Linked DNA regions of Homo sapiens: regions 1 and 2 are each linked to region 3. The links are chromatin loops, found by intact Hi-C in ENCODE. Cell type or tissue: heart left ventricle. All regions are shown on one strand. Each heading gives the region's core, and the rest is flanking DNA. Links, peaks and the distances in the headings are about the cores only.

Region 1 (10,126 bases), core at 2,783-7,782, 74 kb before region 3:
CTGGGTGATTTTTTAATTTTTCTGCTGGTGAACAGGAGCTTGGAACTTCCCAGTCCACCATTTTGCTGAGATCACTGTAAGTTAGCCTTGTCACTATTTTTTTTTTAGTAATTCTTATTCATCTTTGTATCTGATTCCCAACCATAATACCTAAGAACCCAAGAAGTTTCTGGAAAAGTTACTTATTTTAAGTAGGGGAAAAAGACACAGATAGTTTCAATACAATATAGCAAATGGCATGAGAGAAATCTACACCAATCCAAACATAGACTGAGTTAGTGTCTTTGCTCTTTCAATGTTTCTTTGATAACGGAGCTCTCATTCTCACTGTAAGTCGGTAAACTGGCATTGTGGGCTTATGTTTTCCCAGGATTTAATTGCTTCAGGTAGAACTAGCAAATGTGTTTTCAATCCAGAACTAGGTAGCTTAATCCAGGACAGAGGTAACTACTCGATGTGCTTATAATTCCATCTTCAAAACTCTGTTACATGACAAAGCTATGAACTATCTGGGGCCGTTTTTAATACTCTTACTGACTTTTTTTTTTGGAGACAGAATCTCACTCTGTAACCAAGGCTGGAGTGCAGTGGCGCGATCTCGGCTCACTGCAACTTCCGCCTCCCATGTTTAAGCGATTCTCCTGCCTCAGCCTCCCGAGTAGCTGGGACTGTAGGCGCCTGCCACCACGCCCGGCTAATTTTTTGTATTTTAGTAGAGATGGGGTTTCACCGTGTTGCCCAGGCTGGTCTCGCGCTCCTGAGCTCAAGCAATCTGCCCACCTCGGCCTCCCAAAGTGTTAGGCTTACAGGCGTAAGCCATCACGCCTGGCCTCTTAGTGACTTTTAATATGATTTTGCATACTCCAATTTTTCTCAAATGTAAAATATTATTTAAAAACTTACCCTTCTTTCACCAATAACTGAAGATAAGTAAGTTAAACATTTTAGAAGAGGGACCATTTATTATCATTATTCTACTTGCTATCTAGGGACCAATGACTTTCCAGAGGTCCAGAGAATAGCAAGTTTCAAATTTAAAGGCTTTAAATTTGAGACAGTAATTAATGTTAAAGAAGGTCATAAGGGTGTGGACTTAATCCAATATGACTAGTGTCCTTATAAGAACTTGAAAAGAGGCTGGGCACAGTAGCTCACGCCTGTAATCCCAGCACTTTCAGAGGCCGAGGTGGGCAGATAACAAGGTCAGGAGATTGAGACCATCCTGGCTAACACTGTGAAACCCCATCTCTACTAAAAATACAAAAAATTAGCCAGGCATGGTGGCGGGTGCCTATAGTCCCATCTACTTGGGAGGCTGAGGCAGGAGAATGGCGTGAACCTGGGTGGAGCTTGCAGTGAGCCGAGATCACGCCACTGCACTCCAACCTGGGCAACAGAGCGAGACTCTGTCAAAAAAAAAAAAAAAAAGAACTTGAAGAGATACCAGGGATGTGCCTGCACAGGGGAAAGATAATATGAGGACACAGCAAGAAGGCAGTCACCTACTGGCCAAGGAGAGGTCTCAGGAGAAACCAACCCTGCCAGCACCTTGATTTTGGACTTCCCAGCCTGCAGTACTATGTGAAAATACATTTTTGCTGTTCAAGCCACCTCTTTATGGTATTTTGTTAGGCAACTCCTAGTAAACTAATACAGAGGGGAATGGAAATGAATACAGAGCAAGAGAAAGATACAAAAAATGTAAAAATAGTATTTTCCAATATATTAGTCCATTTTCACACTATAAAGAACTACCAGAGACTGGGTGATTTATTAAGAAAAAAGGTTTAATTGACTCACAGTTCCACATGGCTGAGGCCTCAGGAAACTTACAATCATGGTGGAAGGCATAGGGGAAGCAGGCACCTTCTTCACAAAGCAGCAGGGGAAAGGAGGAGAGAGACAGAGCACACATGCACACGAGTGAGCGAATAAGGGGGGAACTGCCACACACTTTTAAACCATCAGATCTCATGAGAACTCACAATCATGAGAACAGCATGGGGGGAAGCCAACTCCATAATCCAATCACGTCCACCAGGGCCCCCTCCTTGACACATGGAGATTACAATTTGAGATGAGATTTGGGTGGAACACACCGCCAAACCATATCATCTGACTTTATACCAAATACAGAAATTCTAAATTTTTGAGTACCAAAATATGCTTGAATTCACAGTTGACAAAGGCTGTTAAGTATTTTGTTCAATGACATTTAATCCCAGCTCAGAGAGAGGTGAGTTCTGATGATACAGACTCTGGGGTCCACTCCCAGGAGGGCTGTCTCTGCAGGTGAGCAGAAATAACAAAGGATTTCTAAAACCACATGGAATGGCATCCCCAGCTACATTAAGGAGACGACTGGACCTCAGGCTGTTGTGTTCTCAAGTGATAATAACAATATATCAGCTCAGTTTCAGGCCAAGGCTAAAAAGCCCAAGAGGAAAACCTTTCTTTTTTCTTTCTTTTCCTTTTTTTTTTAAACTGTAAGCAACACCCCAAAGACTGATTTCACTTTTATAAACAAAAAAACCACTGTTTGATTCATAGTGGGGGTCAATATGTGCTTTCTTAGAGGCACTTGGTTCCCAACAAGAAAGGCATGTCTGTCTGGACATCCAGTGCAGAGAGGAGTAAGAAGAGCCCAGAGAGTGCACAGGTGATGATGGAGAGGTCCCCTGAATACTGACCAGCCTCACTTACTCTCTTCTGTTTCCTCTCTTCTATGCCTTTCTTAATGTGATTCTAGGAGCAGCGGTTGTCACTCCATTCTCTGTTGTGCCTACTTGTTAGAAATATATTAAACTAATTCTGTATTTATTTTCAAAGGCATCAAGTTTTATTTTGTTTTGAAATCGAGTCTCACTCTGTCGCTCAGACTGCAATGCAGTGGCATAATCTCAGCTCATTGCAACCTCCACCTCCGGGGCTCAAGTGATCCTCCTGCCTGAGCCTCCAGAGTAGCTGGGACTACAGACATGTGCCACCACGTCCGGCTAATTTTTTGTATTTTTAATAGAAACGGGGTTTCACCATGTTGGCCAGGCTGGTCTCAAACTCCTTACCTCATATGATCCACCTGCCTTGGCCTCCCAAAGTGCTGGGATTACAGGTGTGAGCCACCACGCCCGGCCAAAAGGCATCAAGTTTTAAAATGACTCACTACAATGGCATTAGTTCTTATTCTTGAAACCAGGGCCATCAGACATCATAGTTCCAGAAGTAGGGAAGGAAGTGAAAATGATTCAGATTAATTCCTTAGGGTCACTCTTCAAGACAGTCAGAGCAAGTGGTATCATTTCCAATTTACAACCGATGATGTGGCCAAGTGGCTTGCCTATAGTCCACAGCCAAGTGATGGAGCCAGCACTTCAAGCTGTATTCTTAAACTCCATGTCTAACACTCTTTCTATTACATTCTGATGCCTACAATTCTTCTTCTTCCTATGACTTCATGCAAGAGATTAACTACACGCTTTGGTGTTTTGTTTTTATTGTGTGCATGCTTGACCAGAAATGTGGCAAGAGATAATAGTTTGATAATTCCTTCTCTATAATCTAGCCACTTATTTCTCAAATGCTAAGTGACACTAAGATGGCCCAAAGGCAAAGCTATCCTACAATGCATCAGTGCCAGTTTATCTGTCACAATGACAGAGAAGGAGAAGTTATTATTATCCTTAAGGCCAGAACTAGGTATTAAACAGCTAATAATCAGTGGGATTTAGAGTGGAGACAAAATTAGGATTCAGAGTTTAGACAGAAGACAGTTTTACTTCCAGATTCATGCCCCTTGCCATGCACAGTGGTATCTAGCACAGTTTTCTACACAGGAAGACCTGACCAGGAAACTGACTTTGCTATCCTAGCTCTGTCATAGACTTCCTGAATCATCTCCAACTCACAGTCCTCAGCAAAATCCCTCCCATATCTGTGTGCTCATGTTTGAACCACACTAATAAAGAGGCTCAGGCAACATGCACTTCTGTATAAAAAGTAACCCAGTTCTGAAGCCTGCTTTAAAGCATGTAGAAATGTGGGTTGCCCTAAGATAAACAGCACAGGCACTTACCAGTCAGGAGGTTTTCCTCAGCTCTCAGCAACAGATGACAAAGTCATGCATATAAACAAATCTGCAAGGCACTGCAGCATGGGCAAGACAGAGGATGACAAAGAGAGATGGCAGGGATGGAGCGCACTGTGGCCATCCATCTGCATATGAGTCACCACCTCTGAACAACAGCCTTTTCCTCATTTGTTTAGAGAGCCTCAGCAAAGCAAATGCAGGGTAGAGAGCCAGAGGACCTTGGGATCAATTTCTAAGTTTTACTGTCATCTGGTTAAGTAATTTCTAGGCTCAAGTATTACTAGCATTCTACCTTTATGGACAGTTGTCCACAAGGAAAATCTATGCTTTTCCTGGGAAGACAAGGGTGGGACAGGGAAGGGATGTCGCAGGAAAACCTACCAGCTATACAGAACACGAATTTTCACATATGAGGAGCCAGCCAATCAGCAGTGTGCAGAGAGAGAAGGACAGAGGAAAGTGAGACCTTTAGTTTCACAAAGAGCATGATTTTGACATAGAGCAAGTGTGAAGGTACGCTGCTTCCTGTAGATCAGTTGACTATTCTGCTGAAGAGGAAAATGAACCCATCGGGGTGCTTTTTCTGAAGAGGCCTGTCAACCAGCTTGTAGGACTGATGTCTAATGTAGAGAAAAAACAAAGCAGACACTGTGCTTTCTCCTACCAACATTTTGATAATTAGCAAAGCAGGAAGGAGCTACAGGATGAGCACACAGTGCTGCTGGGACTTGAACGAGCTGTACATTCTCCTGAGTATTGTCGGGGCTCACATTCTGTGCTGCGTCTCACAGCACGTTCTCAACACCGATTCAGCTTCCCAGCATCCATCGATGGAAAGATGACTACACTCATGTCCCAGACAGGGGATCGGATGCTAGCGAGGTCAATGGCTACAAGTACAAAGTAAAAACCAGAAGCTGGGAGTTTTGCCTCTTACTCCCTACTTCTTGCTTTATTGTATAATCTTATAAGAAGAAATACAATATTAAAATCTATCCAGAACTAAAAAAGAAAGCAACAAATAAAGTGGGAAGAGGATCTGTACGAAAAGGAAAACATGAATCAGACCTTGAAGCCTAAAAGGAGATCCCATTGTTTGAGTAAAACCCTATCTTGGATGAGTCTGCAAGGGAAGCGACCTAAAAAAAGCCTCTGACATGATGTGCAGCTGGCACCGTCATCTTCAACACAGCCATCTCTTCCTTCCAGGGAAGATGTGGAACTAAGTTGAGAGAGAGAAGAGGGGGCGGGAGCTGCTTTTGGCTGCCCGTGCAGCGGCGGTGGCGGCGGCACGATCGGCCGGGCTGTAGCCGTTGTCCGTCCGGGAGCGGCTGGAGCAGCAGTGGCGGCGGCCGTGCACCTCGGGAGGCGACACCACAGGGCAGCGGCGGCTGCAGGAGCAGCAGCAAGACAGACTCGTGGAGACGCGCCGCCGCCACCGGGCGGGTGTCGCGCGCTGAGGCTGGGGGGTGTCGTCGCCGCTGCCGCAGAGGTAACTGAGGAGAGGGGCGCCTCCTCGCTCCTGCCACCGCCGGACTTCAATGCCCGGTCCCCGCTCGCCAGCGTTTTTCGTTGGAATATACGTTGCACATTTACGGCGATTCTGAGTGTGAGGGCAGACTTCTGCCGGGCTCAGCACAGCGTTTTCGCTGACAAGCTTAGAGGTTCTATGTGCCATAATTAACACTGCCTTGAACACTCCTGGACACACCGACCGGCCTCAGAAATAGCTGGCTTTTTTTTTTAATTGCAAGCATATTTCTTTTAATGACTCCAGTAAAATTAGGCATCAAGGAAACAAGTGGAAAGCGACCTACACTTTTAACTTGCCTCACTAGTGCCTAAATGTAGTAAAGGCTGCTTATGTAGTTGGATTTTTTTGGAGTCCGAAGGTATCCATCTGCAGAAATTGAGGCCCAAGTTGAATTTGGATTCAAGTGGATTCTAAATACTTTGCTTATCTTGAAGACAGAAGCTTCATAAGGAATAAACAAGTTGAATAGAGAAAACACTGATTGATAATAGGCATTTTAGTGGTCTTTTTAATGTTTTCTGCTGTGAAACATTTTGATTTATTGATTTCTTTCACTTTTCCCATCACACTCACACGCACACTCACATTTTTCATTTGCCATAATGAACCGTCCAGCCCCTGTGGAGATTTCCTGTGAGAACATGCGTTTTCTTGTAACTCACAACCCTACCAGTGCTACTCTCAACGAGTTCCCAGAGGAACTTAAGAAGTATGGAGTGATGACTTTGGTTCGAGTTTGTGATGCTACGTATGATAAAGCTCCAGTTGAAAAAGAAGGAATCCACCTTCTAGATTGGCCATTTGATGATGGAGCTCCACCCCCTAATCAGATAGTAGATGATTGGTTAAACCTGTTATAAACCAAATTCTGTGAAGAGCCAGGTGGCTGTGTTGCAGTGCCTTGTGTTGCGGGATTGGGAAGGGCACCTGTGCTGGTTGCACTTGCTTTGATTGAATATGGAATGAAGTACGAAGATGCAGTTCAGTTTATAACACAAAAAAGAAGGGGGGCCTTCAATTCCAAACAGCTGCTTTACTTGGAGAAATACTGACCTAAGATGTGATTACGCTTCAGAGATACCAACGGGCACTGCTGTGTTCAGTAGAAAGAAATGTAAATGAAGGCTCACTTGATTGTGGCATTTAGAGGGAACCCTTGGTACCTGGAAATGTGAATCTGGAATCTTACCTGTGTCATCAAAGTAGTGATGGATTCACTACTCCTCAACCACTCTCCTCATGATTGGAACAAAAGCAAACAAAAAAGAAATCTCTCTATAAAATGAATAAAATGTTTAAGAAAAGAGAAAGAGAAAAGGAATTAATTCAGTGAAGGATGATTTTGCTCCTAGTTTTGGAGTTTGAATTTCTGCCAGGATTGAATTATTTTGAAATCTGTCTTTTTAAACTTTTTCAAAATAGGTCTCTAAGGAAAACCAGCAGAACATTAGCCTGTGCAGAACCATCTGTCTGGGGAGCACACTCTTCATTATGCTTGGCACATAGATCTCCCTGTGGTGGGATCTTTTTCCCTTTTTTGGGGGGGGGGGGGTGGTGGTGTATTTTTCTCCTTTTTTCCTTCCTCTCCTACATGTCCCTTTTTCCCCTGATGCAAGTTGTAGATGGAATAGAAGCCCTTGTTGCCGTAGATGTACGTGCAGTCTGGCAGCCTTAAGCCCACCTGGGCACTTTTAAATAAATAAACAAACAAATAACTAAATAAATAAAAGCAGTGACATATAGATATATTATATGATCCAGGTGGTTTTTAGTCTTTACTGATGAAAGGGTGTTCATGTTAGCTTCTTTTCCTCAAAACCCTATCTAATACTAGACAAAGTAGCCAAGAGCCTTTTGTTTTATTTTGATAAATTAGTGGGGAAATGGCATTTTAAGAGGAGTCTCTTCTCAAAGAAGTTAGCTGAGAGTTGAATTCTTCTCTTCCCTAACCAGTGAAACTAAGTGGATATCCCAGAAACTTGTCTTCTAAAAGGGAGGACTCCAGGCCATCAACAAAGATGTCCAGGCAGTGGGCCTACTTTCTACACCCTGTACAATTGTGGGCTGTAGCGTTACTCTGATTTTCTGTCTAGTATCAGAGAATGCTGGTAGCTTAAAATTTTTATTTTAGGACTTGTACTGTGAATGTTCAGAAACGGTCAAAGAAATAGCAGCGAATTCACATATTTTCGACTTGAGAAATGCTTGTGGTGTTTTCCAAACTGCCCCCTATATGTAAAGTTCAGTTTAACCATTGATTGCCTTGTTATTACTAGGTTCTTTTGAGATTAAAAAATATCCCTGGTTTAAAACCAGCGATGATGCCTAGTGAGTATGTGTCCACAGGCCATAACAGGGTAGAAAAGCAACGTTGGGCAACGCAGTGAGTAGCGCAGGGACTGTGTTGCTGGTGAAGCGGTGTAGCAGCATTTCTGCAGATTCTTGGCTGGGTTTAGTGGACTGATCCAGAAGAGGTGTTTTTCTGATCCTTTGTGGAAGGCAGTTACGATCAGGCTGCATGGACAAAGCAGGTAGAGGGGTACCATCAGGGGCTCTTGCACTATTTTTACCTCTAAATATTACATTCTCAGTAGTGCCCTGCTTCTAAGGCTCTGAATACAGGCTTAAAGTCATCTTATCTTGCTGGAATTTGCTGTGCAGAGCCATAAGCCTCCCATTTTGTTAGCGTCAGCTAGGCCAGTAGGAACAGACCGGGACCTTGTCTCACACTGATGATACCTCAAATGTTGGCCGGCTATGTGAACTGCCTATTTCCTATTGCTGGAGTTTTGATTTTTAACTAAATACAAATCTGTAGATTCTCTCTTCTCCCATCCCAGAAAACAAAACAAAATAATGCTTTCTGAAATTGTTTCTGGGACTTAAAAGTAAAAAAATAATGGTATATCCAAAATTCTCCATTTCAAAACACAACAACAGATTCCATTAATATAGACTCAAGATCAAAACAGCACACGTGCTAAGCTAAGGTAGACAGTGTTGACTCCAAGTGTTTTGATCAATACCATGACAAACCTTTTCCCTTTGACACACTCTGAATTTTGTTTGGGAGGAGGGTGTGTGTGTGTGTGTGTGTGTGTGTGTGTGCGCACACATGCACGCAGTGTCCATCAGTATCAGTGCCTGCCCAAGTTAGGAAAATTACATTCCTGGTTCTGTATTGAGGAGAAGGATGTATAAAGCAACATGAAACATTAGCCCTCATTTTCTTTTAAATTAAAGACTAATGTTAATTGTTCTCAAAACTGGATTTTTTTCCTTAAAATTAAAGGAATCTTTTTCTTTTGGATTTAATGAAGTATTGCTAGCTGAAGCCAGTTTGACATAGAGAGATGTCAGAATGATTTGAAAGGTGTGCAGCCTGATTTAAAACCAAACCCTGAACCCTTTTAAAGAACAACAAAACATGTTTTACATGCTCAAAAAAAAAAAGGAGGGAGCTGGCAGATGGGAATGATAAGGCAGGAGAGGAAATGAGGAAATACTGACTCGCTTCTGCTCACAATGGCCTTCCTAGCTCACACGGCTCCTCAGATTCTTCTCTGGAACTACTGTGTTCTGTTTCCCCTTCCCTTTCCTAATTTGGAACAATTTTAGCAGCTGTGGACAACAACTGCAGTTTCTTATTTCAGTTTTGAGAGACCTTCCGGAAACTCTGCCAGAGTCTGCGGATCTGATGCCAGACAAGTTATATGACAATCACTTCGCTTGTTTAAAATACCATTTCCCAACCCACCTCCTCACGCCCTGGAGCACAGTCCCCCAGTTCTAACTCAACAGGCTGGGAAAGGTCTGGATCTGCACTGTCCCCAGCCTCTGGAGTGACGCTATGCACAGCCCCATTTGGGATGCCCTACTGAGGCACTCCTTCTGTGGGGGCCAGACCCAGCATCTGCGGTTGGTGCACAGAAACACAGCTCTATTGTTGAGCATGAGGATGACGCCTGCTTTCCTGTACTATTCTGAAGAGTTACTGGCTATAAAATGCTTCTACAGCTTCAGGCAAAAAGAACTAACATAAAATATTATTAAAACAATACATTTAAGCCATAACAGATATTGAGGTAATGTTAGTCTCAGCCCACAAATTTCCTGATTCCATAGAGCCTGGCTCATTTTGATGGATTTTGCTAAGAGTTTTCACATAATGGCGTGAGCATCCTGAAGCAGAGTGAGGGTCCATGAAAAACTGAACTCCCAGATTCGTCAAGGTTTGAATGTGCAAACTCCCCGTCCTCTTTCCTTGTGGTAGTGAAACTCATCGGAATAGCAGAGCAGACTTGTTGACTCATGAACAGAATGCTGGGGCACTGGGAGACGGGAGGCTTCCAACATTAACAATGGCTACTAACATTTAACTGCAGAGATGCTGAGAGAAAAATCAATGGTTGTCTTAGCTTTCCACGAAAAATTAAATTAATTTGGGTTTATACTCATTACAGTAAGCCAAGAAGGAAAAGAAGTTCTTTTAGAAAATGTTTCCA
Region 2 (10,126 bases), core at 2,400-7,399, 100 kb after region 3:
CAGGTTGGGGTGCAGAGTACTTAGGGAGCGGTCCCCTTCCACCTGCTTCCTAGAAGAGGTGAAGCAGCTTGTGTGAAGAGTGGATCTGAATGGTCAAAGAGCTGCAACTGCTGAGAGCTTCCAGCTGTCCAGAAGTGTGTGTGTGTGCACATGCATACATGTGCACATGTGTGTGCGCATACACACATGTTCCTATATGTGTACATATGTGTGTGCCCCTGCATGTGTGCATATATGTGCCCCTGTGTGTATGCATGCTGGCATGTATGTGCATTGCATATGTGTGCACACCTGTATGTGTGTGCACATGTGCCCATACGTGTGCATGCACATGCATGTATGCCTGTGTGCACATACATGTGAAATCTGTATGTGTGCCTGCCCACAAGTGCTTGAGTGCCTGTGTGTTTGTGTGCACGTGCGTGGAGTGGCAGGGTGGGGAAGTTAGTGTGCAGACACGAGGTGGGGGCCACTCCTCTCCGTGCTGCAGCCCTGAGAGCAGAGAGACCCTTGGAGCCAACTTCTTGCCTTCATATCCCCTCCCACTCTGCCACGGTGCCCTTGGTGCTGCAGTCTAGGCAGCACAGAGGTTACCAGAGTGGCAGGCCCCAGCCCAGGGCCTCTCTGTCTCCCTGAGGGTGTGGCTGTGTCTCAGTTGCTCACTCCAGAGGACTCTGGGGTTGGATAGGCAGCTTATGCCCATTCCCCAAAAGGCGCTGCCCATGGGTGTGAGCCCAGTCTGCTGGAGGCAGCTGACCTATTTTTCTTGGGAATCTTCCTGCTTTTCTGTTCTCTCTTGCGTGAATAAGCAGGAGATGGGGCCTCCAAGAGGGCTCTGGAGAAAGAGTCCGAGTGCGCCAGAGCTGGGAGGAGTCTCAGCCGGCCTGACTGTCCTTTCTGAGAAGGTCCCGCTCAGCCTGGCTTTCTGTCCTCTGTGGCCCCTTGCCTCCCTCCTGGTCGTGTGTGCCCCCGAGATGGAGCGGGGGCCTGTGACTTGCACACAGGCACAGACTGTACGAGGTGAGTCACTGTCTTCATTTTCTGGCTTTGGAGTAGGAATGTTGATGTTGCCCGGGGAGTAAACATGGGACTTCGGCTTCCCACGGACTTACTGCCTCTATCTGGCATCTTACCACGGAGCCCAGCCTCCTGGGGGCCGAGCCCACGGTGCCCTCAGTTGGCCAGGCGGCCTGCCGGCTGCAGGGGCGCGTGCACCTGGGCCCTGTGAGTGCCGGGCAGGCCTCTGCCCAGGTGGGGAGAGGGGCAGTGGGGGTGTGGCTTTGCCTCTGCTGAGGAGCCATTAAAGGAGTGGAGCAGAGATTGAATTACTGACTTCCTTCCTGCCAGTGGCTCCTGGGGAAAGGACTCTTGGAAATACAATCTAGCCGAGAGCAAATTAAGGTTGCTAATAGCATCCCGGCCTCACAGCTGCTGGGGGAGCCCAGCCGAGAAGGCTCAGGGCCGGAGCGGCCCCCGCAGAAGGAAGGAGCCTGCTGAGCTTGCACCTCCCCAGTGCCTCTCTCTCCTTAAGGAGCGGCTGGGGCTCCCTGACCCGTGGCTTCCGAACCTGAGAGGTTTGGTGGCGCGTGGGGGCCGGGAGGGCTGTGAGGGCATGAAGGGGAGATCACTGAAGGGTGGAAATGCTCTGAGGTGCTGTCGGGTTGGGTGTGGGGGCTTTCCCGCAGGCAGAAGGCTGTCCAGAACAACCCGTACCCGTCTGCCTTCCTGCAGGGAGAACAGGACACCGTCGGCGTTTTGGACCAGGTCTCTCCCCCGCCGCCTCGTCCTTTCTGGGTGTTCGCTGTGCTTTGGGTCCCGCCTTCCTCCTGCCTTCCTCTGGGCGTGTGCCTCCCACTTTGTGAGAGCCCCGGGTCTGCCGGCTTCCTGGAATCTCCTGGAGCCTCCTGGCTTGTCAGGGAGGAGGGGTTGGGGGACTATTGGGGGCTGTGCCTTTTTTGGACTCAGCAGGGATTATTTTTAGGCTGGCAGATGGAGGTGGCGGTGGCTGTCGCTGGTATTATTAGACAACAGGCCTGTGGTTTGGAAGTCTGGTGCCCAGAGGAGGAGGAGGAGGAGGAGGAGGAGGCTGCAATAAGGACTTGTACTAATGAGCAACGGATGCTGGTGCTCACTCCGTTCCCCGCTTCCCCAGCCACCAGCCAGACCCAGCTAGGGGTCTCAGAGTCTCAGGCAGAAGGCCAGGCTCCTCAGAGCTGGTCAGAGCCCACCCGGCCGCCTTCTGAGACAGGCCCACCCTATGGTCCTAGGCTTCAGGGTCTGGGCTGGCAAAACCTGTCCCCAGTGTGGGGTTGGAGTTGCCGACCTCTGGCTCAGGCCCTAAGAAAGGGAAAAGTGAGGCTCAGTGGGTGAAAGGCCTTGATCCCGGCGCCTGGGTTGGGCCAGGATGACCTCTGCCCCACCTGCTTTCTGAGAAGGATAGGGACACCATCCGTGCATCGGGCACAGCTGGAACCTAGTAACTTTGGGTGAGCGGCGCAACTCCCCGTTTGCTCATTTTTCAATGGGAGACAGCGGTGCGTGTGTCAGGAGGCCATTGTGGGCAGGGACTGAGATTCCCTGCGTTCCCAGCACAGAGCCTAGGGTGCAGCAGGCATTCACAGCACGCGAGGCTTGCATGCCAGCTGATGCTCGCCCGGCCCTGCTCCTCACACCTTGCCCTGCACACCTTCCTCCGTATTCAGAGCAGTCCTGCTTTCAGGCACCCTCCTTCCCCAGCCCTTCCCCGGCGGAGGAGCTCCGGGTTGTGAGTGCTAGACATGGGCTGTGCCAGGCCCTGGATGCCTCATGGTTCTGCACAGGGGTCCAACGGCAGCCCTGGACTCAGCCACCCACTGGGTACCACCTGGCCCAGAGAGCAGGAGATTTGTACCCTGTGGGCTTCCCAAAAGGTCAGCCAGACCTCTGGGGGCTGCCTTATCTTTCCTTGCCCTCCTACTTTCTCTTCCCCGCCATAACTGCTCCAAAGGGAGCTGGACACACCCCCAAGATACAGATTTACTAGGTTCTGGGCACCGCTATTTCTGGCCTTCTCTAAAGAGAGTGAGACCTATGGTGCCTTTCCCTGTGCCCACTCCTGACAATGCTGGTTTTCCCCCTTTGAGGGGGGAGCCTGGCCCCTCTGAGCTGCTGTGATGGAGAGGGGCTCAGCACACTCCACCCTCCCCTTCCTCTCTTCCTCCCCTTCCTCCCCACTCCCTTCAGGAGCCAGCCCCTCCCCCTTCCAGTCTCCATCTGCCCCCACCCAGGCTCTGGGGTGTTCTGACAGAACACAGACACACACAGGTGTGTCTGTGTCCAGCTGGCCTGAACTCACCCTCCCAGGGCTGGGCTCCACACCTGGCCCCTCCTCTGCTCTCCTCTTTGCTCTCCACTTTGCACCTCTTTTGCTCCTGGATGTGGGTTTGGTTTCCCCCTGTATTTGGGTTTCTCTATCTATCCTCCATCTTCCCTCTTTACTGCTAGCCTGATTACTTTTTTTCATATTGAGCTTTTCTGGAGAGAGTGTGTTATTAGACATACTTTGGCTCAGAAATGATCAGGCTTAGGGAGAAGTGCTTGTGGGTGATGGAGTGAGAGAATATGCCGTGCGTGTGTGTGTGCGTGCGCATGTGTGTGTGAAGGAGATGACAGAAAACCAATAAATATTCTAGGATCCAGAAAAGCAAGAGGGCTTGGAGCGAGGGTGGAGGCCAGGACATGGGCGCCCACACCACTGCTTTATTCTGGGGAAGCTCCCTCTCATTTTGTCTTGCTTATCCTCTTTGGGATGTGTCCTCTCTGCAGCTGCCTCTCCCTGGTTGAAAGGGTCTTTGGGAAGAGATGCTGGGAGGGGACGGCCTGCCTTGGAGGTAGGCCTTGGGTTGGGTGCTCAGCGCTTAGCCCAGGGGCTGGCTGGGGCTGGGGTGGAATCCCAGCGCTGGGGAAGATTTGAAGAGCCTGCCTCGTTGCTGTGCAGTGAAAATGAGGCTGGCTCGGTGCAAATGAGCAGCCTCACAGCGGGAACCCACGTCAAAGCCAACCCACCTCCTGGCGTTGCCCGCTAGAGCCCTCCACCTGGAAGCCAGCTCACCAGAGCAAACTCCACTGTTGGAGGTGCCTGCTGTCCCCCTAGGCCTCTGTTCCTCCTGCCTGGGCCAAAGCCCTGGGAAGGAACCACCTTCTGTTGCCCACTCTGCCCTCCTCCAGGTAACCTGGCACCTGGGAATAACTCCCTCCTCTTCCCCTAGGCTCTTGTAGTTTCTTATCTCCTCACAGGTGTGTGCTGTAGACACACACACACACACACACACACACACACACACACACACACACACAGCTTCTCTGCAAACTCATGGCACCCATTATTCACCCATTCCTCTTGGTCCAGCATCCGCCTTTGTGATCCTGGCTGCTGGGAGGCAGCCTCTCCTGCTGAGGGCCCCTGGGGCTGTGGGGGAGGTGAGGCTGCAGCTGGGCACTCTCCCTGCTTTCCCTGAGGGGCTGGGTTGCAAACTTAGCCTGAAGCAAGGTTGGGGGTGGGGGAAATTGGGAAGCATGCTGGGGCCTCAGGCAGGTGAGTGCAATGCTCTGCTCTGCTCCAAAAATACTCTGTGATCTTAGCTCTTTCTCTAGAAAACTGTGATGTCACCGGGAGCCAATCAGCTTCTGGAAGGGCTTGCCTCCTCCCTCTTCCGCAACTTGCAGGGGAGGGGGAGGGGGAGAACAAGACACACAGAGATGACATACAGACAGACACGGAGAGCCACAGACACAGAAGTACATACATGCAGAGACGGAGCCCTTGCATACAGAGAAGCAGGCAGAACCCCTCCCCTTGCATGAGCCAACCGAAACACACACAGACACACACACACACACACACACACACACACACACGCACACATGCTGGTAGACAGAAACAGGGAGAGAGATAGGCAGGTAGACACAGTCACCCACACAGAGCAAGAGCTAGAGAGAAAGAGACAGAGGGAGACACAGAAAGACATGGTGAAGGAGCAGGAGCCAGAGAGAGATGGACGGACAGACACATGCAGAAATGGAGCCCGCAGGACAGATAGGCAGACAGACAGGCAGACAGAGGAGCCAGCAAGGCAGACAGACAAACAGAGATCCAGAGAAGGAGCTAGAGAGAGACAGACAGACAGACACACAGAGGAACCAGTAAGACAGACAAACAGAGATCCAGAGATGCGAGAGAGAGAGAGAGAGAGAGAGAGAGAGAGAACAAACACAGAGGAGCCCAGCATGTGTGTGTGCGTGCACAGACACAGAGAGGTGGCCAGACACAGACATGAAGGGATAAGAGACAGCGAGGTGCACACAGGGGTCCGAGATGCAGAGAGAGTCAGACCGAGGCACCGGAATGGGGAATGGCAGGGGCTGGTGCTGCCCTCCTCTGGGCATCCTCCCCTGCGGGAGTCCCCAGCTGGCTCTCTGTCTTTAAGCTGCCGCTTCGGTACTGCAGCTGCTGTCCTAGGTGCTGCCCTGGAGAGTCGGGTGCCCGGCCTGGGACCAGAAGGGTCTGGGGCTGGGGAAAGCTGTGGTCAACTGGCAGTAGGGGGTAGTACCAGGGAATGAAGGGGGTGAGGCTTCCCCTCAGCTGTTCTTTTCCCTGGGACGTTACTGGACAAGGTGACCTTGTGGCCTCCCTGGCCCTGCCTGGCAGTGGAGCCTGGCGTGGGAGGAGGGCTGCATGCCTTCTTTGGGCCCAGGAGTGGTGCTGCGGCGCTTGGGGTGCGTGGCTCTTCCTCTCTGCGGCGTCCTCTAGCTTGTGGTGGGGTGGAGGCAGGGGTGGTCCTCCCGCCTGCTGCCTTGCTCGCCCTCTCTGCTGCCAGCCAGGGTGGGTGTTCCCTATCCCACCGTCTGATTTCGTTTTCCTCTGCCCAACGTGGGGACAGCCCTGGGATCTCCCTCCTCTGTCGCCAGCATCCTGCTCTCCTAATGGTGATGTCTGGGGCTTGGGCCCCTCCCACTCCCCCCTCTGCGGCAGGGCTGGCAGAACTGTGCTGGGAGGAGGGGCTGGAGAGGCCGGCTCAGCCTGCGGGGTTTCCCTCTGGTGTTGCCACGAGCAGCCTCGGCTGAGCTTGTTAGGGATTTCCCTGCTCCTGCATGGAGTACCCTTGTTTTGTGCCATGCACATCGGGCTGAGCTGGGGGTGGGGTGGAGGAGGAAGGCTGGCTCTGTCATTTCCCACCAGGCTGTAGTGGCAGGCGTCCTGGAGCAGAAAGAATGTTCCCTGTGCACGAGCGGCCACAACTGGGCAGTGCCGTGGGCCTCCAGAGGGGGCCGGGCCCCTCACCTCCATGTCCTGGACTCCTTGTAATTCTTGGGGCAGGATGCCAGCAGGGGGTGGGGCTGGATGACGCCTGCGGCTCTTTGAGACTGGGGAGGGAAGAGCTGGCGTGTAGGGCTGAAGAGAATGGCTTCCCTCTCTTTTCCTCTCCCTTCCTTTCCCCCAAGTTGTGGATGCCTGGGGGCCCCAGGACAGAGGGAGGTATGAGCAGCGAGGGGGAGAGGGATGGAGGGTGTGCCTGGGACCCTCCTGGGAGGGTACGGTGGCCCATGGAGGGCAGCTGGTGGGGGGCGGGGTGACCCTGTGACACGGACATGGGGCTGCTGGGGCAGGATCTCTTTGTCACCTCCTTTCTGTGTCCAACCTGGCCGTCCCCATCAGGCGCCCACGGCCTGCGAGAGGAGCCCGAGTTTGTGACGGCAAGAGCTGGGGAGAGCGTGGTCCTGCGATGCGACGTGATCCACCCAGTGACGGGACAGCCCCCACCCTATGTCGTAGAGTGGTTCAAGTTCGGGGTCCCCATCCCTATCTTCATCAAGTTTGGCTACTACCCGCCGCACGTGGACCCTGAGTATGCAGGTAAGGTCTGGGCACCCGGTCTCCCGCACCTTCCCCAGCTGGAGTCAGCTCCTCGGTGGTTCCCCTCTGGCCCCTGCCTTGTCCTGACCACTCTTTATCTCTGTTTCCCAGTCTCTGCCTGGTTCCTCCCATCCTTTGTCCTCTGTTGGTTCTAATCAAGCGGTGGGAGGAGAGGGCTGTGGAGGTGGGGCAGGGTAAAGCCTTCTGAACAGCACCGCCTGGGCTGTGGAGAGGGCTGGGAGCCAAAGGGGAAGCTGGAGAGGCCTGGGTGGGAGAGTGGGATGGAGAGGACAGCAGACTGAGTCAGGCAGCCCTGGGCCAGCACGGCTCTCCCTGCTTGGCCGCACCCACCCCTTTCCTCTTGGCTCTGAAGTCGGGGCGCCTTCCCGTCCTGAGTGTATGGATGAATCTTTGGCCTCCCACCGTTTGCAGGTGCCTGGTGTCTGCCTCCTTGTCATGCTGTCCTCTCCTTCTCCTGGCCCCGTCTGTGTCCTGTTTGGCAGTTACTCCTGCCAGCAAAGGCCTCGTGACTCACTGCCGCTGCCTGCCCCCCAGCCCGCGGGAGAGGAGGGCGTGGGTGTGTGTGTGCGTGCGTGTGCGTGTCATTGAGCGAGCGTTGTTGGGGTTGAAAGGAAGGGAGGAAGCAGGCAGGGCACTGCCTTCACTTTCATCTTTGCTGGTGGCTTCTGAGGTCTGCCCTGCCTTTCTCAGAATGCTTCCGTCTCTGTCCCTCTTTCGCTCCTGTGCCCATGTCTCATGCTCTCTTTTTGGCCAGGGTTGGCTTTGAGAGTCTAGTTTTTAGGCAGATTGCCAGCATCAGGACGAGGAGGAGAGCAGAGGTGTGGTGATATTGGCTGCGGTGAGGGGTGAGCTAAGAGCGGGTGAGGTGGGCCGACCTCGAGGGCTGCTCCACCCTGCTGGCGTCATGGAAGAGGCTTCTGCACCTCTGGCCTCCTCATTGCCACATGTGAGACACAGATGGCATCCTACTGGGGCAGGGGATTAGAGCTGAGGAAGGGTGCCTCCAGGATGTTTGCTCTGATGGCCAACCCATTCCTTGTTCTCAGGCTTCTGGGCCCTGCTGCCCTCATCTCCTGGGGTCACTGGGCTTTGGTAGGATACATAGTCTCTCTGGCACTGACAGCAGGACTGGGAGGGGACCCTAGCATCCTGGACCCCAGCCTGCCTTCCCTCTGCCCTAGAGAGGGAAGCTGGGTGAGCCAGTAGTCCTGGAAATGCTGCTGGGATAGGGATATTGCTCAGCCTGAATGGAGGTGCTCCCGGGTGCGCTGGAGACCCCCCACCCATCCTCTTCTGTTGGCACTTTTTCATTCTCTCTTTCATCTCTTCACAGCTCTGTATCCATCATGCCTTACTTTTGTCTCAGGAGACCTCCAAAAGAATGAGAGTATTCTAGGGAACTGAGGCTGCTCTCAATGCCAAGTGCATTGAGTTGCCTTGCAGGCTGGGGCAGGGCCAGCTGGGGCGGGAGAGTGGCTCTGTGGCCAAGGTGCTATGCCCTTTCCTTTGCCACCTGCTGCTGGAGGTGGGTGCCAGCTGTTATTCTGGAGCCCTGCCATAGGGAATGGTATGAAGATTATGATGAGTCCCCTGTCTTTAGCTGGGGCAGGGGGCGGGGAGCTGCTGTCCTTACCTGATGGCCTGTGGGGCTTTTGTCTGCTCTATTCCCCCAGGCCGGGCCAGTCTTCATGATAAGGCATCTCTGCGGCTGGAACAAGTTCGCTCTGAGGACCAGGGCTGGTATGAGTGCAAAGTGCTCATGCTGGACCAGCAGTATGACACCTTCCACAATGGCAGCTGGGTCCACCTCACCATCAACGGTGAGTGACGGCTTCCAGGGTGGGTCCACCTCACCATCAACGGTGCCTGAGGGCTGTTTCCGGGGTGGGCCTGCCCCAGGGGAAGCCCTTCTCCCAACTGCATCTCACCCCCTGCCCCCCTCCTTGTTGCTGTGGTCCCATGAGACATCAGCTCACTCCTGCAGTGTCCCCGCTGCTGTCTTCTCGAAGCCTGTGCAGGCAGTGCAGGTGCCCAGGAGCGGCAGCTCCCTGCATGTGTGGTGCTGTCAGAGTCCTTAGAGGGACATGGGAAGCTGCTACTTCAAACCAGGAGGGCTGAGGCTTTAAGGTGGCAAAATGGGTCACCGCTGGGATTATTTCCCAGCCTTGGGAAGACCCTGCTACCCCAATTCTGGTGGAGTTCCTGGGGTCCCAGAGTTAGTCTTTCTTTTTAGATCGATGTTTTGGTTCTCTTTAACTGTATTCGTTTGATTAGTATGTACCAAGGGTGTAGTGTGTATCCAGCTCTGCAGCTGATGATGGATAAACACTGGCAAGCAGACCTGCACCCAGTCCCTGCCTGTGCGGGGTTTACCACATAGTAAAATGCAGGCATCCTGGGAAGCGTCACAGTTTTAATGGGCGTCAGTTATTACAGCTCAGGTTAAATGCCTTGTGCTGGATAAGATGCTTTTCAAGGATCTGGGTAAGGGCAAGGAAGCCCCAAGAGCTTGCTGAGCTCTGGGAGTTGGCCTAGGCTGGGGGCCTGAGTCCCCAGCGGTGACAGCACTAGAGGCTGGGTCCTCGGGGTCTCCCTGGAGGGAGAGTCTCCTCTTTGTGTCCCTGGAAGGAGGTACTCTGGAGGAGCTAGAAGGCTGGAACCATGGAGAAAAGATGAAGGAGAAGTGGTCCCCGTCGTGGGAGGGGAGCGGGTTTTAAAAAACATTTCGTTTTGTTTTTTGGCCAAAAAATTAACAATGTGTCCTTCGTTATTCCATTGATGACAAAATTTGTATCTAGCCACCGTTGTGTGGCAGATACTGTGCTAGTTATTGAGGCTTCAACAGCGTGGGTGCTTGGGTGTGCCACATACAGCTTACGGTCCTTGAGACCATAGATGCTGTGGTTAGAATAGAGAAATTGACGTTCCTGGCTTGGAAGCTTCTCTCAGTTTTTATCTGCTCCGAAGGGTGGCTCTGTCTGCCCTGCCTGGGGGGGCTGGGCCAGACCTGTGTTCCTTTTGGGTCTGAGAACTTGTCCAGGACCCTGGAAGAACGGAATATGTTATATTTTAGCAAGATCACTGGCTTTGAGAAAAGAAACCTTACAGCTGGTGGCCCTAGGCTGGTGTGGGTCCAGCCTGCCTAGCCCAGCCCTGCCTGTGGGAGGTGGCTGGCTCCTGTCAATCAGTCCCAAGAGACTGATTGAAGCATAT
Region 3 (10,126 bases), core at 3,388-8,387:
ACACAGTGAAAGACAGAACTCAAAGACTAAGAAAAGTCTCAAGGTTAGTGACAGTCAAAAGATGGCTATTCACTGGGAAACAACAATAGAAGCTGGAACAAAATGAAATAATTGCTTCAAAGTGCTAAGGTGAAAAAGAAGTCAGTCCAGGTTTCTGTATCAGCTAAGTGATGATTCAAGAGTAAAGGGAAAAAAATTTGAGAGAGTTTGTCACCTCTTTACTTGTTGAAAGAAATACTAATGAATGATTTAAAAGAAAAGCTTAAGTTTAAAAAAAGCAAATCTGTACCCAGAGGAAGCAAGGGGATAAAAGAGCAACGATCAGCAAAACATGTAGGAAGCAGGTGAACATATGTAAGTCAATATAGACTCTACAAGACAATAATAGTAATAACCTATCTGTGAGGGTTAAAAAAACTAAAATACTAGACAATGATAACATGAACAACTAGGGTTAGAAGAAATTCAGAGTACTGAAAGGTCAGTAAAGGTTAATTAGATTTAAACTTTCAAAATTAAAGGGTATATTTTAAATTAAGGGTATATTTTAAACGCTTAAGGGTAATTCTTAAAAGGATAGAAATGAAATATATGACTTCCAGATCGTATAGTAGGTGGATGGGTATCTAGCATGGGGCCTTGATATTTAGGCTAAGTTATTTTGAATGTTTTACATGGGTGATGGAGCGTAATGGAAGCCTTTCTTTTTTCTTTTTCTTTTCTTTTTTTTTTTTGAGACAGAGTCTTGCTCTGTTGCCAGGCTGGAGTGCAATGGCGCGATCTCAGTTCACTGCAACCTCCGCCTCCTGGGTTCACGCGATTCTCCTGCTTCAGCCTCCTGAGTAGCTGGGACTACAGGCATGTGCCACCACGCCCGGCTAATTTTTTGTATGTTAGTAGAGACGGAGTTTCACCATGTTGACCAAGATGGTCTCGAACTCCCGACCTCAGGTGATCCGCCCGCCTCGGCCTCCCAAAGTGCTGGGATTACAGGCGTGAGCCACTGCGCCCAGCCATGGAAGGCTTTCTAACAGGGGAGGGCGTGGCACAGAGCAAGTCCCATCCAACTTTATACTCCCCTGACCCACCCGGCCAGAATTCAATGACTTGTTCTGTGTTCTATCGCTGAACTAGCACCTATCACTGTGCACATTCTATATGAACACAGGGGTATAGCATGCCACTGTCTCGCTGCTGGACTGTGAACTCCTAAAGCAGGGAAACATTTTACAAATCGAGGACTGTGAACGCCTAAAGGGGAGAAACATTTTACAAATCGAAGTTGATGACCTGTCAGTAGAGTAGAGAGGGTCTGAGAGCACTTGCTTTATGTTTGTAGCAGACCCTGCTGGGGCGCTGTCTCTTCTGTTCCCTTTTTTTTTTTTTTTTTTTGATACAGAGTCTCCCTCTGTGGCCCAGGCTGGAGTGCAATAGTGCCATCTTGGCTCGCTGCAAGCTCTGCCTCCCGGGTTCATGCCATTCTCCTGCCTCAACCTCCTGAGTAGCTGAGATTACAGGTGCTCGCCACAATGCCCAGCTAATTTTTGTATTTTTGTAGAGACGAGTTTTCAACATGTTGGCCAGGCTGGTCTCGAACTCCTGACCTTGTGATCCACCTGCCTCAGCCTCCCAAAGTGCTGGGATTACAGGCGTGCACCACCATGCCCGGCTAATTTTTGTGTTTTTAGTAGAGACAGGGTTTCACCATGTTGACCAGGCTGTTCGCAAACTCCTGACCTCAGGTGATCCACCCACCTCGGCCTCCCAAAGTGCTGAGATTACAGGTGTGAGCCACCGCGCCCAGCCCGTTTCCTTTGATTCTAAAGACCTGCACCCACAGGTCTCTTCAGAGGACTGCCTGGGGGTACCAGAGCCACCTCTCCATCATGCTCAGGGAACTGCAAATGCCTGGCAATTTCTGCCCCCTTGCAATATCTACGGAAACACAGCTACCTTGCTTCCAGTTGGGACAAACTGAGGAGTAATTGTCCCCAGAGCTCCCCCGCAGGGTCGGCTGAGGCTGGGACGGGTCTGAAATGGCCCTCTTGTTTGGCTTCTTTCCCTTCCCCCCTGCCCCCTGCACTCCTCTGTTACTTCCCACGGGAGCAATTTGTTCCTCACAAACCATCTCAGGGTCGACTTTGCACCTCACCTAAGACAAAGCCCGGCAAGTCATCAATTACAAAGCACTCACTAAGTGCTCGCTGGACACCTGGCTGCACACTAGCCACTATCAGAAGTTCATCTCCCCTTCTTGCTCTCTTCCCCTTCCCCTGTTTATCTTTTTATGTCTCCCTAAGCCAGGAGCAGCAAGTTAGCTTCCAGTTTCCATCCGCTAGGCTGGAAATGAGGACAGCCAGACTTTGCTATTGAGTAGAAGTCCTTGATTAAATCCTTTCCCTTCTCTTGGATTTGTTTTCCTGGTTGTTGTTGTTTGTTTGTTTTTGTTTGTTTTGAGACAGGGTCTCGCTTTGTCACTTAGGCTGGGGTGCAGTGGCACAGTGATGGCTCACTGCAGCCTCAACCTCCTGGGCTCAAGCAATTCTCCTACCTCAGCCTCTTCATAGCTGAGACTACAGCTGTGTGCCACAATGCCTGGCTAATTAAAAAATTTTTTATAAAGACGAGGTCTCACTGTGTTGTCCAGGCTGGTCTCAAACTCCCGGGCCCAAGCAATCCTCCCATCTCAGCCTCCCAAGTAGGTGGGAGTACAAACGCACGCCACCACTCCCAGCTTCCTAAGTTTTTTTTTTTGAGATGGAGTTTCTCCCTTGTCGCCCAGGCTGGAGTGCAATGGTGCAATCTCGGCTCACTGCAAACTCCACCTCCGGGGTTCAAGCGATTCTCCTGCTTCAGCCTCCCAAGTAGCTGGAACTACAGGCACGTGCCACCACAGCCGACTAATTTTGTATTTTTAGTAGAGATAGGGTTTCACCATGTTGGCCAGGCTGGTCTCAAACTCCTGACCTCAGGTGATCCACCCGCCTCCCAAAGTGCTGGGATGACAGGCGTGAGCCACTGTGCCTGGCAGTTTTTAATGGGAATGATATCATATATTCTCCTTCTATCACAAGTTTTCTGTGACTATTTAAACCAAACAACATACACATGGATTTTGGAAAAAGGAAGAGCTTGTGGCATGTGCTTCCAGAGGATTCAGAGTCGCCTGAAGGACTTAGAGAAAGCTTTCCAGCCACTCCCCTCCCCTCCTCTGGGCCACAGCACCCCTGCAGCAGGCATGGGTGGCCGGCCCTGCCAGGCTGGGGGAAGCCTTGGGCCTAAGGAGGCTGCCTGGTTCCCTCGGCAGTGTCTGGAAAGTATTAATAACTGTGGCAGGAGGATTAGCCATATGCCACGTAATTCCTGCTAATCGGGATTGGGGGGAGCTTGTGCTTGTAAGTAACAGATGAGCTGAGCTGCCCTCCCGGCCTTCAGTGCCTTCCTGCAGTGGCGGGGCTCTGGACAGGCCTGGGGCTTCCTGCCCGCCTGTCCTCCTTCCTTCCACCTGCAAGCTTTCTGCTCTGGGCCCCTTTCTCTCTGCACGCTTCCCAGATTGGATCCCCTGCCTCTTGCTGTTTATTCTTCTTCCCAATCTTCCGCTTCTAAGTTAAAGATTCCTTATTTCTACCCCTTTGCTCCCGTAGTCTGACTCTGTGCATGTTCTCAATTGCTTACTTCCACCTCGATGTCTGTCCTTGTCCCCTTCCTGCCTCTCCCTCCCTTTTTTCACACGCACAGACCCACACACTCCTAACTTCTCTTTCTGGCATCAACGAAAACTCTGACTCTTGGTTGCCCTGCGAAGGCCAAGTTCAACGTTCTCAGGCAATCCTTCCTGCCCCGCCCGAGCCTGTTCTCCTCACACTCTTCTGCCCTCACAGAGAATTCCCAATCCTCTTCTTGGGAATTGTTTGCCCTCGCAGCTGGGAAGGAGCCTGACTCTGAGAAGCTGCTCTCCGCCCTCCTCCTCCACCCCCCCCCCCCCGCCCCCGTCTCCATGCTGAGCCCAGAACAGCACGCACAGGCGGGAAACAAACCTCCCTCGCAGGGGCAAATGGAGCGGGGGCCCCAGCCCACATGGAACTGCTATTCCTGCCTCTGTGTCGCACTGTGTCTGTCCTCCTGGCCTCTGTGTGCATAGGTAGGAAGGCGAACCCGCCTTTCTGAGTGGCGAAATACACGACTGTGTCTGAGGGACCCTCTCGGGAGGAGACACACAGGGTTGCAGTGGCTGTGTGTGTGAGAGGCATTGCTGAGGTGAAGATGGATCTGTGGGCATCTGTGTGTCAGAGGCATCTGAACCAGAGCAACTCCATCTTGAATGGGGCCTTGGTGAAAAAACTGAGACCTGCTGGGCTGCACTCCCACGGGTTAGGCTTTCTGAGTCACAGGATGAGATAAGAGGTTGGCACAACATACAGGTCGTAAAGACCTTGCTGATAAAACAGGTTTCAGAAAAGAAGCCGGCCCAAACCCACCAAAACCAAGATGGCAGAGAATGACCTCTGGTCGTCCTCACTGCTGCACTCCCAGCAGCGCCATGACAGTTTACAAATGCCATGGCAACGTCAGGAAGTTAGCCTATATGGTCTAAAAAGGGGAGGCACGAATAATCTACCTCTTGTTTAGCATATCATTAAGAAATAACCATAAAAATGGGCAACCAGCAGCCCTCAGAGCTGCTCTACCTATGGAGTAACCATTCTTTTATTCCTTTCCTTTCTTAATAAATTTGCTTTCACTTTATGGACGTGCCCCGAATTCTCTCTTGAGTGAGATCCAAGAACCCTCTCTTGGCGTCTGGATTGGGACCCCTTTCCAGTAACACGTGCATAGACGTGCTTATGATCAGCATTTTGCAGAAAGCTGTTCAGGAGTGTCTGGAAAGGACACTGGTAGAATTTTTTTTCCACTATTTATTTATTTAGAGATGGAGTCTGGCTCTGTCCCCCATGCTGGAGTGCAGTGGCGCGATCTCGGCTCACTGCAACCTCCGCTCCCGGGTTCATGCCATTCTCCTGCCTCAGCCTCCCGAGTAGCTGGGACCACAGGCACCCATCACCATGCCCGTCTAATTTTTTTTGTATTTTTAGTAGAGACAGTGTTTCACTGTGTTAGCCAGGATGGTCTTGAACCCCTGACCTGGTGATCCGCCCGCTTCGGCCTCCCAAAGTGCTGCGATTACAGGCGTGAGCCACCGCGCCTGGCTCCTTTTTATTTTTGAGACAGGGTCTTACTCTGTCGCCCAGGCTGGAAAGCAGTGGCGTGATCTCGGCTCACTGCAGCCCTGACCTCCTGGGCTCAAGTGATCCTTCCACCTCAGCCTCCTGAGTAGTTGGGACTACAGGTGTATGCCATCACCCCAGGCTATTATTTTTTTTTTTTTTGGTATTTTTTGTAGAGATGGGGTTTTGCCATGTTGCTCAGGCCAGTCTTGAACTACTATGCTGCCTCGGCTTCCCAAAGTGTTGGGATTACACACGTCAGCCACTGCGCCCGGCCAGGAGTGTATATTTAGTAACAAATATGGACTGTGGTGGGAACATTTTTGATGTGCCCAGTCTATGTGTAGGAAGGGTTTTGGATAAGAACAGAAAGGAAGCTCTCCTGTGCTTATTTTTTTACTCGATACATGATAATTGTACATTATCATGTGGGATACATGTGATATTTTGATACACGGATACAATGTGTAATCATCAATGTCCTGTGCTTCTTAGAAGCATTCAAACCTCCAGGCATGGCGGCTGTTGTCTGTAATCCCAGCACTTTGGAAAGTTGAGACGGGAGGATCGCTTGAGTCCAGGAGTTTAAGACCAGCCTGGGTAATAGTGAGACCTTGTCTCTACCAAAAAGAAAAAAAAAAAGGAAAAAAAAGCATTCCAACCGTCTCGTAGGATGGGCTCTTAAAACATCCATTCCAGGCCAGCAGCAAATGTCCAGGGTGTGTCTTCCCTCCAGAGATTAGCTTTGTTTCCAAGAGCTCATTAGACTAAGAAAAAAAAGCATCTTTGACCCTGCTCACCAGTCTCTGCACCTCAAGGACAAGTGCGCACGCACGCACGCACGTACGCAGGCACGCACGCACGCAGGCACGCACGCACGCAGGCAGGCACTTCCTCCTGTCGCTAGGATCTCCACCTGCACACGGCTGCTCCCTCTCCCAACCTAGGGATGGGTTCTCAGAGCAGGATACAACCGTGGTGGCCTTCAGGTGCCCCTGGGCCTCTCTTGGTCACAGAGGTCTGACAAGGAGAGAGGAGAGCAAAGAGCGAAACCCTTGTCTGTGCGTCTTCCCCATGTTCCAGGGGTCCACTGACAAGCCCTGAGACGCACCCTTCTCGGGAGAGAACCTTCTCGGGAGAGACCAGCCAGCCCGCGCCGCCTCCTGCCCACCCCGGGTGGCCGCGACGGGGAGTGCCCCCTCCTGCGCGGGGTGCACCGTTTCCCAGCCTCACTGCGCCACCGTGTGGCGGCCTCTTACCGTTGCAGCTCCTTATTCCTCCCCCGCCCTCCCCAAACCGGCACGCTTAGCTGTTTGGTGTTCCGTGCTCAAGTTTTCAAGGCAATTTTGTGTATAGCATCCCAGTATTTTTTTTTTGGCGAGGGGGCAGGGTCTCGCTCTGTCGTCCAGGCTGGAGTGCAGTGGCACGATCACGACTCACTGGAGCCTCCACCTCCCTCACTCAAGTGATCCTCCTGCTTCAATCTCCGGAGTAGCTGGGACCACAGGCATGTGCCACTATGCCTAGCTAATTTTTTAATTTTTTGTAGAGATAGTGTCTTCTGTGTTGCACAGGCTGGTCTCGAACTCCTGGCCTCAAGGGATCCTCTCGCCTCAGCCTCCCAAAGTGCTGGGATTACAGGCAGCATCCCGGTATTTTAAGAACTTGCAGTCTTAAGCAGAGATACCCAGATGGATGTAAGCCCTGAGCCGGGCATGTACATAAAGCAATAAAGGGCTAAGACTGAAAGCCGTAGGTTAGTGTATTTGTGTGGAGATGAGGAAGAAGAAAGAACAGCCGTAAGAGTTCCAAATATTTCACACTGGGCTGCTTAGGAGCCAGGGTGCGACCCTAGTTCAGTTGGTGGGGTGGATTTTGCTGCCCTCTTCAAAAGAGTTTTAAAAATATAGATTGATTGTGTTTTAGAGACAGGATCTCGCTCTGTCACCCAGGCTGAGTGCAGTGTCACGACCACAGCCCACTGCAGCCTGAACTCCTGGGCACATGCGATCCGTCTTCCTCAGCCTCCCAAGTAACTGGGACCACAGGTGTGTGCCACCACTTCCAGCTAATTTTTAAAATTTTTTGTAGGGATGAGGTCTCACTATGTTGCTTAGGCTGGTCTCAAACTTCTGGGCTCAAGCGATCTTCCTGCTTCCCCATCTGGAAGTACTGGGATTACAAGTGTGAGCCACCTTGCCTGGCCACGTACTTATCCAAAAAAAAAAATGCAAAAGCCAGAGTAGAACAGCCTGGATTGTTAGCCTGGGGTCTCCTTGCTTTGCATCCAGAGACCCCCTGGGGAGGGGAGGAGTCAGCCACAGGGTTCCTCCAGCAGGGAGGGGCCAAAGCATCACAAGGGGAAAAGTGCCATCTGTCATCTGTGAAGGAGCACTGCAGTTCACGTCGGAAGTCCTGCTCTTCTCCTCACTCTGTGACCTTGAGAAACTGCAGGGCCTGGCTTTCAATTTCAGAGCGTCCTCAGACTTTGCCTGTGTTCACGCCGCGTCTGCCCCGACTGCCTGTCGTGTGCCTCGGTCAGACTGGTGTATCCTTCTTCCCCCAGACGGCACTGGTTCTTCCACTTTGCTGGTAGCATGGCTTTTGCTCAGAATGCCCTTCTTTCTCCCTCTGTGCCTTTAAATCCTAGCCATCCTGAAGGTGAACTCAGATTTCTTCCATGGGGCTTTTGCAAGTCTTTCCAGCTGGGAACTTCCCTCATCCTCTCTGAAACCCTCCCTGGGACTCCACAGATCCTTCTTTTAGGAGCATTATCTGGTGCTTCGAGGTATATTCTGGTTTTTTCATACATCGTAGATATTTTGGGGACCATGTGATATTCTGATCCATGTATATAATGTGTGATGATTAAGTCAGGGCACTTGGGATGGCCATCCCTGAACATTTTTCTTTCTATTGGGAGCATAGAATATTCTAGTCATGCGTACCTTTACTGTATGTCCCTCACTAGGCGTTAAACTCTATGTGTGGACACTACATTCGATTCATCATCATGCAGTGTGCCTGACACTATGCTTTAGCCGTACTGAGTGATGAGCAGACCTCTTATTGATTGAAAAGGAATTTCCTTATTTTTTATAGCTCAACTTAAATATAATTTTTCCCAGGCTGGGCACAGTGGCTCATGCCTGTCATCCCAGCACTTTGGGAGGCTGAGACAGGCAGATCACTTGAGGCCAGGAGTTCGAGATCAACCTGGTCAACACAGCAAAACCCCATCTCAACTAAAAATACAAAAATTAGCTGGGCGTGGTGGTGTGTGCCTGTAGTCCCAGCTACTGAGGAGGCTGAAGCATGAGAATTGCGTGAATCCAGGAGGCAGAGGTTGCAGTGAGCCGAGATTGTGCCACTGCACTCCAGCCCAACTCTGTCTCAAAAAATATATATGTATATTTTATATAATATATATTTATATATTTTATATTTTTGTTTATATTTTATATATTTACTTATAATACATTTTTATATTTATTATGTACATATACATAGATATATATAATATCTCCCAGTAAGTCTCCATGAATTCCCCCCACTACCCCAAGGTGGGGGTGACGTGCCCTCTCGGTGCTTCTAGAACATGCACTCTTCCTACCACAGTGCCTGTCCTACTTATTCCAACGCCTTGTCACTTGCTTTCTCACCCACTAGATGACAAGCGCCTTGAGGAGACAGTGCGTCTGTGAGGCCTCCAGTGCGTGCGTTGCACATGGGCAAACTGTAGGAACTGAGTGGCTATCTGATGAACAGATAGATAAAGAAATGAATCCACGTGTAGATGCATGGAAGCAGGGAAGGGGAGAGGCGCTACAGATGACCTTTAAGATTGCCTTAAGCTCTAATATTTTATGATTATAGAGCTTTGAACTCTTTCTTGGGGGAGAGTGGTCCAAGGTATTTGGAAAACAGTACAGTGATCATTGTAGAGTCAGGTGGTCGTTTCCTTCCAATGGACATTGTTTGCTTCCAGAGGGGGCGGGGCCTGCTCCTCCCATTCTACGGGGAATTGCGTGTTCCCTGGGCTGAGCGTGGCCCAGAACTTGGCAAGATCTCTGGGGCGTTCATTTTTGTCACCCAGCCCCGGTAGGAGGGTGGATGGGTGGGAGGGGAACTGTTTTGGGAAAGAGTGCTGGGGAGTGTTTGTGTGTGTGATGAGTCAGGGCCCGGAGCTGGGAGCCTTCCTCTCTGCTGGCTCTCTGTGGGGGTAGTTCTCACCAGTCACCGGGAGGGTAGAGGATCACCAACTGTCTTCGGAAAGTTTGGAAAGTTTTCTTAGTCATTACGCCAAGTCAGCTGGAGCTTTATGTAACGGGGACAAGCAGAGGTATGATGGCATTGGAACGGCTGCTCCTCTTTTCGGCAGCAGCTCTCACCCGTCCCCTCCTAACTGCCAGGGCAGTGACCGGCCCTACATGTAGGATGTGGCATCTGGGGGCTAAGGGTCCCTGCTGTAGATGTCTGATTCCCGCTAGGAAAGAACTTGGGTTGTCTTAGAGAAGCCCTCGGGAAGGGCTCAGTGCATCTCGGAGGTGCTCCATCCTCCTTTTGTTATCCCACATCACGCTGGGGGTAAGAATCAAGCCAGGGTCCCCAGCACTCAGGACTCTGGTGCCTGAGCCGGAGCCGCAGAAGACCTGCTTCCCTGGCTACCGTCCCTGCTCCGGTGCTGCTGGCCGAGGCAGCCCATCTCTGCTCTCTTATCTCCTCGCTCTCCAGGCACCGGGAGATGCATACTGGGTTTCCTGTCTCTGACATTGAAGCCAATTTGCCTATCACAATTTGAGTTCTGTCAATGACAGCTCCAGATAGGGCCCGAAATGATATGCGTGTGTGGACACGCGTTCGTTCGCGTGTTTAAACGGAAAGAGATACAAAGAGAAGGA

The links. A loop is a pair of places that touch in the nucleus more often than their neighbours do. Peaks named below come from ENCODE experiments on the same cell type or tissue, not always from the same donor. Only the 100,000 strongest peaks of a DNase experiment are listed, where the experiment ranks them.
Region 1: a loop joins it to region 3, with 3.0 times the contacts of the local background. A loop is called at or near these places in 83 of 110 quality-filtered maps.
Region 2: it touches region 3 in a loop (2.7-fold over the local background); 50 of 110 quality-filtered maps call a loop at or near these places.

What each region holds. Positions count from the first base shown.
Region 1 is chr11:134,120,425-134,130,550 of GRCh38, reverse strand. The region is part of intron 1 of JAM3 (junctional adhesion molecule 3); the gene reads right to left. It also overlaps the pseudogene PTP4A2P2. Among named protein-coding and RNA genes, the nearest start is that of SNORD153, 26 kb to the left of the region's middle. RefSeq lists enhancers at 4,937-5,473, 5,474-6,012. In heart left ventricle, for the core only: a CTCF peak has its summit at 5,526 (motif pointing left); a DNase peak (open chromatin) is centred at 5,460; H3K4me3 peaks cover 1,648 bases; H3K27ac peaks cover 2,033 bases.
Region 2 is chr11:133,942,827-133,952,952 of GRCh38, reverse strand. It overlaps IGSF9B (immunoglobulin superfamily member 9B), which reads left to right. Exons shown (of 20, transcript NM_001277285.4): 2 at 6,695-6,892; 3 at 8,587-8,733. Among named protein-coding and RNA genes, the nearest start is that of IGSF9B, 9.1 kb to the left of the region's middle. RefSeq lists enhancers at 302-1,045, 1,046-1,789, 5,253-5,482, 5,758-6,486, 7,216-7,944. In heart left ventricle, for the core only: a CTCF peak has its summit at 5,428 (motif pointing left); DNase peaks (open chromatin) are centred at 5,562, 5,692, 6,362 and 7,152; H3K4me3 peaks cover 3,103 bases; H3K27ac peaks cover 4,546 bases.
Region 3 is chr11:134,047,002-134,057,127 of GRCh38, reverse strand. No RefSeq gene overlaps it. Among named protein-coding and RNA genes, the nearest start is that of JAM3, 17 kb to the left of the region's middle. RefSeq lists enhancers at 2,847-3,699, 9,464-10,126. In heart left ventricle, for the core only: a CTCF peak has its summit at 6,469 (motif pointing left); a DNase peak (open chromatin) is centred at 6,447; H3K4me3 peaks cover 551 bases.